2 separate regions of the Homo sapiens genome follow, and region 1 is linked to region 2. Evidence: chromatin contacts called from ENCODE Hi-C or POLR2A ChIA-PET data. All regions are on one chromosome and are shown on one strand. The core of a region is the stretch at or near the end of the contact, and the rest is flanking DNA. Distances in the headings are between cores, read along the strand shown. Region 1 overlaps LOC124900169 (a long non-coding RNA gene). Region 2 holds the start of FGG (fibrinogen gamma chain).

Region 1 (4,677 bases), core at 1,914-4,413, 110 kb after region 2:
CTGTCTCTTGCGTCTTTAATACCCTGCCAGTCCCTTCTTCTCCTTAGACAAGTGCTTAAGTGTCCTTATCCCAAATATCAAATAAAAGCAAAAACCAAAACTCTTAAACCTGCCACTTAACTCCTTAATGTTCCTTATCATTTCTTCAGCAGAAGGCTCAGAGTCTATAAACTGTTTTATGCAATCACTGCCTCTAGTTCCTCACCATCCGTTGGATTTTAAATCTCTTGTAATCTGATTTCTACCCTCTAATTCTGCTCTCTTGAGTAATGCCCAGTTGCCAGAACCACTCTCTCTCACTCTTCAAATTCCTTGGATTTCTCTGCAAAATTGGATCCTTGATAAATCCCTTGTTAAAGATCATTTATTCTCCCTTTGCTTCAGTTTACCTCTTGATGCTCCTAGGAAGACTGAGACCATACCAAATGAGCCCCTTCATTTTCTTGAATTCTACTTTAATATTTCACTATCTGTATAAATCCAGGATTCTCGCTGTTCCATCTTTGGGGCTCCTATTCCTCATCCTCTTCCCATACACTGGATACTGGGCTTGGGTCCCCTCTGCTGACTGCCCTTAGCCTTCTCATCTAAGTGAATGTTCTGAAAAATACAAACATGGCTAGCCATAACTCCTCTGTTGTACTCCAGGCCAAACTGCCAGCTTCCTGACAGATAACTCCACTTGGATGCCCACTGCTACTCCTGAAATTCAACAAAATGACATCCAAAATATTTTGGCATATTTCTTGTATAGTATTTTGTGTTTAGCGATCATTTTTATACATGACTGTTTCAGCTACCAGCCTGAGACTTCTTAAAGACAAGGATGGTTTCTTATTTTATTTCTTTTAGCCCCTAGCATCTAGCATAGTGCTTTAAAAAATGTTAATTGGATGATAAAGAAGAGTGAAGACTTGAAGTTCCTTTAGAAAATGGATTGTGTCATATCCGTGGCCCAGTGCCTAGCACAGCTATAGCACAGTGCTTAGCACAACTGTACTAAACAAATATTTTTTGAGCAAATCTGTCATCTCTTCTTCCAAAGCCACCTCTGTTTTCTTTCCTATCAATGTCAATGATACCATCATTTTCCTGGTAACCAATGTCACAAACCTCAATCTTCTCTGATTCTTCCCTGGTCCCTAAATCCAGAGTAAAGTCTGGTAAGTCTTCCTCAAAAATTTTAAATATTTCTCTTTTATTTCATTTCCACTGTCACCATGCTAGTGTGTGCTTTCATTTAGACCAGTATTTCCAATCTGCTCTCTTGCAGTCTATCAAAGGTTCATAGAAGCATACAAAGAAAATGAAAAGAGTTCTTCAGGAGCAAATATGTTTTGGAGGTAGACACTGGGTCAGATGAAAGTAACTAGGTTTTATTGCTGAGTATCCTCTCTGAACCTTTCATTTAAAAAATATAAATATCTTCTAAGGCAGTATAATATATAGGGGTTTACAAATTTATTTTACAATGGAAGCATTTTTCTGATGCCACATCAATTAACATCTCCTGAGTGTTCCACAGAACACAAGTCTAGAAAATCTAGAACTAGACTACTAAAATAGCATTTTAATTGCTCTCTCTGACTTGAGCGACTATTTTTTCCTAATCTATAATTTAAAATAATGCTTAAACTAGACTTCCTGAAATCCAGCTCTGATTGATAGATTATTATTTTCTTGTTCATCCACACCCCCAAAAAGGAAATTTTTAATGACTCTCAATGACTTAACTAATAAACTTTCCAAATGTCTAGTTATTTTTAGTTTTCTGCCTTTTACAAACACTTCTGTGCCCAAGGAAATTCATTTGTATCATAATAGAGGCATTTTGTCAAAAGACAGCATTGGGGCTTAGGATGCTCCACCCCAAAATATGACTGTAGGTGACCAGAATCTGCTTCTCTGGCATATTTTGAGTGGGAAATTGCATAAATTGAGTGGGAAATTGAGTGGGAAATTCTGGGAAATTGCAGACACAGGAGTAGCTCTGAAAAGCTCCCCTTTTATAAAAGAAACTTACATGTATGAAGGAAGTCTACATGAGTAAAAGTATCTGTACCAGAAAGAGACCTGCTGTGAGACAACTTTTATTACCTAAGAGACTTTTTATCTGCATAATAAGACAATCTGTATTCATCACACATTTCCTCCCCTCACCCTCCTGCAACCTCTCTCTACCATCCACTAGAAGCACCATGCCCCTATTCCTTTACTGTAGCTCAAGATACAATAGAAGCTTCTATCATCTGGTACTTCTTCAAGTCTCATATTTTGTGGGACTCCTGTGTGCACATAAGAAATTAAATATGGTTTTTCTCCTGTTAATCTATCTTCTGTCAATTTCATTGGTACCCCAGCAAAAGAACCTAGGAAGGTAGAGGGAAGCTATTTTTTCCCTCCCCAACAAAAGCAAACCTTACATATTTTATTGCTCTTTAATTTCCATTTCAGTGAGTATTCAGCATTTGAACAAAGTATATTTTCCGTAAGAATATAATAGTTCCTTAAGTATTTGGCATTGAATGATGCTTCTTCTTGTGTAAGTAGGACTCAGAGTTAGATATTTGTGCCCACTTTTAGGTTTCTGAAGGAGATGGTTGTACAGTTCAGTAAAACATATATAGTGGCCTAAAGCTTGTGTCATCTAAACCTGCCCACTTTCTAACTTGAGTATTTAAGCAGATGGGATATATTTATTTATCTCTAAGGATATTGATAAATTTCTACCAGTTAGTTCTACTTTCTCACCCTGTCCCCTTTGTTATTTGTAAAATGCATTTTTTGAACGTCCTGAGATTAGAGCCATTTGTACAAGGGACTGAAAACTAATTACCCTGTGTGATTCCAACCTTGTACTCATTAACAACTTGCTCTAATCAGCTGGATAACTGGCACCAACAGTGTGGGATGTTGAACTGAATCATTACTCCAGAATACAATAATTTAAAAGTAGAATGGCCGTTTTCAGTGTCTGGATAATCTTGGAATCTACACTTGAAAAGCTAAATCCTGGGAAATATCTAGACCTAGAAATACACTTTCTGATTTTGTCAACCAGAGAAGCATGTGGCCACCACATGGCTTACCTTCTGGTCAGCAATATCACCACCGTCCACCCACCTCAACCCTCACACACACATTGCTGAAATTTTCCAGAGAACAAAGAGCATGGTTTGTTATTCTTCTTAATAAACTCACCGTAGAAAGAGTAATTCGCTCTTGATGTTTTCTCTAAGTACCAGGGAACAACACACAAAGCATCTTTCTGAGTATCTTTGAATGACTCATTTCCTGGGTGTGCTCAATCATGATGCAATCAGGAAAGCTGCAATACATTTAAATTTAAGATTTTTATTTTCTGGATAAGTAAAATTGGAGAAAAATCATATTCTTTTCGGAGGTGGGGCATCTGGTAACTTCACTAAGAAGGAAGGAGTAAATATGTTTCTAGTTGCTTTGAGCAAGCCATATGGTGCCAATCAATACCAACATTGGCCAGTGAGAGAGGTGAATTTCACTCATGTGTTTCAAGACTTAGTCTGATCCTCTGTCGTTTCCATTCCTAGATTCTACGAGATCTATTTTCTTTCTTGTATTCTCATTTAATACTTTCAAAAGATTATCTATTATCAGTTGATATTTTCTATTTTTCTGTACATTTCATCAATAATAATTTAGCCAAAGCTAATAAGAAATTCTCCTGAAAGTCTGATCTCTAATGAATACTGAAACCAAGTTCAACACATTAAAGGAAGTAATTAAGAAGGCACCCTATTGGGTTTAGGTATGCTAGGTCAGCCAAAACAGGATTTTTTTATTTTTATGAGTTTTTGTCAAATTTAAAGTATGTCTACATTTTAAAACAAAAATTTAATGAAATTTGTTTGTAGCTATGCTACTCTATAAATATTTATTTTTTAAATTATTCTTCATGTAACTTAAAGATGATTTTTTTTAAAATAATGGCCTAGACATGCCAATAAAAATACCTATTCAATTTGCAAAAAAAGTATTAAATACCACAGGTATTTTCTACATAATTATATATATATACACAAGTGGTATGTGTGCATGTATGTGTGTGTGTGTGTGTGTGTGTATACGTGCTGTGTAGCATACTAGCCATGTAATAACTGTTAACTGTGAAAGTTTCTAAGAGGTCAGTCATCTGTTTCATCACCTTACTTCAGAAAGGGCTGTGCCTGTATTAACCGTGGGGCATGGCTAACTAATGTGGTTTCTTACCTCTTACTCTTCCACCTCTTTTTATTCATTGAAGTCACAGTCATAACTAGCCCATACACAGTGCTCACTGTTTGCCAAGCATGGTTGCACTTTACACATACTGACTCACTTAACTCTTACAGCATCTCTATCAGATAGGTTTTCCATTACTCTTCACATATTACCTTTAAATTCCCTTTCTTTCCCTTGCTTCTCATTTAACCCAATTCTAACTTTAAATAAGCTCACCTGTCTTTATTCTTCTATTCTCTTGTTCATACTTCTTATTTTAATTTTTTCCTGACCCATTTTCCCTACTTGTGTCACACTTTATCTTCTTGACATTTTGCTTTATCTCCCTCTATCACATTTTTCAGTACTTCTGCTTCTCCTGGAATTTTTAGCTGACAGCCATGCTCTCAAGGTGCAAAAGGTGCTCAAGACTCCTGA
Region 2 (4,827 bases), core at 41-2,540:
GCTCCACATTCAATATAATTTACTTTAGGAGCCAAAATCCTTACTATGCCTCTGCTTGCTAATTTTTTTAACCACCAATTTGTCAGCATTTTTATAAAGAGGATTTTATTTTCAACACCCAAATTCCTATGAGATTGATTTTATGTTGTAAGATAAATGGGGGATGGGGAAAAAATTTTTGATAAATATGGTCAAACTAGCATTTGAAGACATCTAGAACATCTTTCTTCAATGTGATTATTAATAAGCAATTATAACCCAGTATAATTTATATTGCACTAAAAACTTCTATCTCTACTATGCTCAACATAATCAGGCATAATGTCACTGGGATATTATAAATGGGGAAAACACATTAAAAATTACTTTCACTCAAGTATAGAATATTAAATAAAAACTAAATCAGTCTTGCAGAGCAAATTAAAACAAAAATCCTTACCGAATACTTGAGTCATGTGTTAAAATCGATGCTTCATATTTCATAATTTCTTCTAACATTTTCCTGGACTTCAAAGTAGCAGCGTCTATCATATCTGTAATATAGGATCAGAGACATAAAAATCCTTAAGCAAATAGAACAACTAAAACAACAGCAAAAGAACTTCACAGATTATTATTATTATTTTTTGGTCAGTAGTCTTTATTTTCTCACTTGGTTTTGATGATTCATCAGGATTATAAGTGAGTTGGATTGCTTTTATCAGCTGTTTGACTTCTGATGTTTTGTTTTCAACTTGATGTAAGATGTCTTCCAAAGACTGTAGATCCTTGTCTACTTTGGTTTGATAAGTAGACAGGAAATCTGCAATGCCACAGGTAGTTGGACAATAACTACCCTGAAAATATAACAGTGATTAAAAATGTAGACAGATGCTACTCTTAAAATCTATTAAGAAAAATAGGTAAAACCTAGACTATGTTTTTAAAAAGTTACAAGTGCCAGATGATATTTATGAGGGAATTATTTCTATTCCTCTGCCCCTCTCCAGTTCACACACAAAGGGAGAAACATAAAAACTACTTACGAATCTTTCATCTAAGATGCAGCAGTTGTCTCTGGTAGCAACATACTAAAAGAGAAAAAATACAGAAATTTCACTAGTTTATTATCTGTTTTATTTTCCAGCTTTCCATTTTAAACAACGTTTTGTGAAGAGCACACTTACTGCTACACATGTTGAAGAGAGAAATAAAAGAGCATAGAAGTAGAGAATTAAATTCCGGGGGTGCAAGGACCAACTCATGATGTCTGAGTGCCCGGAGCTCCGAGCCTTGTAGTGTCAGCACTGTCACCTCTCAGGCTCCAATTGTCCCTTTATGTAAGCTCCTGGGATAGCCAGGACTGCAAATGGCTGGAGCTGATCACGGGGCCTCCTTACCAGAAGGGTGGGCAGGTCTTTCCCGTTCCTTTTTCCTCATCCTGGCCCCCAACCTATACTGTCAGGTTCCCAGATTTTGCACACAGGTTGAAGCTCCTCCTTTTTGGCCCAGCTCAAGGTTTTTTCTCTGATCCAAAATTATCTGCAAAGGCTAGTGAAGCATTATCCATTGCTGTGAGGAGGAGGGCAGTCCTGGAGGCTGTGTGATGCAACTTCTTCCAGTACATGGCTGAGAGCAAACAGATATGACCTCGAACTAAGCAAACCTAGTCTATCCTTAAGATGGGTCCTGCTGCCATCACCTGAATTACCAAAAGAACTTTCTTAGCTTAGGGATCAGTTAACACTATTATTTTAGCCTAGGGATCAGTTAACATTATTATTTTTAATCTGTGGCTGTGGCAGGAGGAGACTGACTTCCCCCATGTCCCAGTTCACTATTCCCAGGAATGAATGACCCTGGAAATACATTCCTGTCCCTCTGTGTCAACCATGTTCATAGGCTCTCACTTCTCAGGGAGCTTTTGAGCTCAATCTTCCCTTTGTCTGAAGGTGGGCATGGCACCCCATCTGCCACAGAGAAAAGAGCCAGGAGCCCACTTCATTGTTCCTGTGGTTCCATCAAGCTATCTCAGAGAAGAGAAAAATCCACCTCCCTTGTATCTAAGGAGAGTAGAGGCATAGCTGAAGGAAGGGGCAAAATGAGGTGCTGGGGAGGGGCCATCATTTCTGTTTGGCCCTTACAGCATCCTTGTGTTTGGGAAAACATGTCTGTCATCACTGCCTATTGAGATTTATCACTGGGCGTTACACTATTATTAATGTCTCTATTTTTGGTTATCCCTCATTTCTTCCTCTGGAACCAAGCTTATTATAAGTTTTGATGAAATATGTTAGTGGGAGAAATGCCTCCAGTTTGAAAGAAATACTAATACTTTAATTCTGTCTTTACAAAGGTATATTTATTGACTCAAAAACAAAGATAAATATTCATATTCAGTAAATAATCAATAATTATAACAAAGTGAACACATCAAAACCAGATTTGTTGCTTTTCTTCTCCTCCTTAATATATCCCTCTCTGACTTAGCAGTTATTGTCAATCATATCACCATACCACCAGCCAATTAAGTCTCACAATCTTTCTCATCCATCTTTTCCACTCAGCTAATCAGTTGTCAATCAAGTCAGTTGAATTAAACATTTAAGTATTAGTATTCTTTCAAACAGCTCTACCTCAGATAGCATTTGTAGCAACCTTATATTATATGTATACATGCTGTATCCACTGCATTAGATTGTAAACTGATTTCTGTGGCTACGGCATCTAACATATATAGCTGTACTTAACATAGTTGTAGTTAACACTCAATAACTATGTAATGACTTGAATCAGTTGCCTCTGTGAAGAAGAATGGGATGCAGAGGTGGAGGACAGGATTGGAAAAAAAGGCTTTATTTTTCTCTGTAAACTTTCTATATTTAGAATGTTGAATGTATATAAATATTATCTACTAAAATATATATAATGAAAATATGTAATTATTGATCATTCACAAAGATTTACATAGTACACTGATAATTACATCTTGCTAACTTTTTAATATGATTTGAACATGAAAGGTGACTCAGGCATTGCCTTTGCCTTCAAGAAGTGTGTAGCTCAATTGGAGAATGTATAAATAAATAGTTGTTAAGGCTCTGGAGTCCATCTCCCTAGGTTTGAGTCCCATCTTTACAATTTACTGGCTGTGTGATTCAGTACAAGTTACTCAATCTCCTTGAGTTCCATTATCCATGTCAGTAAAAGAGAGATAATACTTATGATATGGTATTTACTTAATAGGGCTATTACTAAGATTTAGTGGGATAATGTGTTGAGCACATTACCCAATTCATGGTAAGTGTTAAGTAAATGTTTGTAAGGTTTATGAATTACCAAATATATTTGGTATAAAATCTATGTAAATAGGAAACTCTTTTAATAGAGCTATTATTGGTAGATTTGGTTCACAGGGAACAAGCTTTGTTGTTCTAGCTACAGAAATTCTCTTTAATAAAAAATCTGTTGCAACTAACTGCAGTCTCCTTCTGTAAGATTCCCCAGAGAAGAAAGCACCTGGTCGTTTAGTTTAGGAAATTCTATCCAAATTGATTTTACCAATCAAAGATCAAATGATAATATAAATGGATTGCATGCCTTGTGAGAAGGTATACTTCCTATCTGTAAGAATGTTCAAGCAAAGTGTGTTTAGACAGAGCATGTCTTTGTGGTTCTTTTTGCTGAAGACCATAAAATATTAGTTTGTTGAATTTAGGGTAACAATTCATGCAGCCACAGGTTGGGTTCTGAGCTCCTTAATGTCATAAAGTTTCATTGGTTGTGTTAAGATATATAATATTCACAAAGTTGATAAACATTTAAATTGAGGACATTAGAAATTCTATCTTATCCCATTTTAGAAGTGGAATACTTGTATTACAGGCTTTTAACTGACTTATATTGGAATCCAGATGTGTTATCACAATTTTAGAGAAAATAATTTCCTTTTACTACAATCTCAAGTCCTAAATCCAAATCATATAAGACAAGATGCTTGCTCTCTGAGAAAAAAAAATGGTCAACAGTGATTTAGCGGTCTACATTGGCCCTGCATTCAATCTAGTATCACTTAGGTTTATTAAATTTTAACTAGTTTTTTCATGTTTGGGCCAATTTTTTCTTTGAAAAATGATAAATGATTGATGAATTCCAGGAATGAAGAATGTTTCTTAAATCACAGTTCTTCTACTTCCAGGTATGTTTTTTGAGATAATAGCATAGGTAGTATTTAAGCCAAAATAATCATTTACTGTAACTCTGAGGTCAGTGGGCTTGTTTATTGAAATAATAATGTCCCAAATTCCCTATCGTCCAACCGTTTGTGTTCTGATTTGAAAACACAAATCTACAGCTAACAGTCTTCGTGTATATTGGTAATTTACTCTGTGAGCCAAGTCTGTTACATTCATCTTTGCTCCAAAATTATTTGCTGAATTTAAATTTGATTATGTAGAAGACTTCTTGACCTAGTGACAAATGATATAGCCCTAAGGAATAATAGAAAGAACTACCAATTTTGAGCATCTTCTTTATGCTAGATATTATGTGGTAGTATAGTTTTTGTTGTCATGTATATTCTCTCATTTAATCCTCACCACAAGCCTAGGAAGTAGATATAATTACCTGTATCTTATAATGAAAAAAGAAAGGCCTAGAGATGTTGTGTAACATATGCAGGGTCAGTGTGCCAGAACAGGAACTCAAACCCATGGGGCCCAATGCCTGTGCTCTTAACCATGAATCTTAATACAACCATGAAGCCCTTCTTAATTTAAAATAATACACAGATACAAGGTGTTATGAGACTCAAAGTTATTCACTGATAGAATGGATTTTAAAGATGTG

What was found. A loop is a pair of places that touch in the nucleus more often than their neighbours do. ChIA-PET counts read pairs that join two places held with the same protein, here RNA polymerase II (POLR2A).
Region 1: a map of endothelial cell of hepatic sinusoid shows a loop between it and region 2 (3-fold over the local background). The contact joins the enhancer-like site here to the promoter of FGG in region 2. A Hi-C loop is called at or near these places in 2 of 168 maps with a recorded cell type or tissue (endothelial cell of hepatic sinusoid and mammary epithelial cell). POLR2A ChIA-PET finds 5 or more read pairs at or near these places in 1 of 52 experiments (activated T-cell).

What each region holds. Positions count from the first base shown.
Region 1 is chr4:154,716,073-154,720,749 of GRCh38, forward strand. All of the region lies in intron 2 of LOC124900169 (a long non-coding RNA gene), which reads left to right. Among named protein-coding and RNA genes, the nearest start is that of LRAT, 26 kb to the right of the region's middle. RefSeq lists enhancers at 2,815-4,014, 3,047-3,548, 4,611-4,677. Within about 2 kb of position 3,164, at least 3 of the 41 ENCODE cell types and tissues checked have a DNase peak (open chromatin) inside an H3K27ac peak, as active enhancers do; they include mammary epithelial cell, where a contact is called at or near this core.
Region 2 is chr4:154,611,366-154,616,192 of GRCh38, forward strand. It overlaps FGG (fibrinogen gamma chain), which reads right to left and starts at 1,291. Exons shown (of 9, transcript NM_021870.3): 1 at 1,167-1,291; 2 at 1,026-1,070; 3 at 653-836; 4 at 440-533. The coding sequence starts at 1,244. RefSeq lists an enhancer at 1,333-2,505.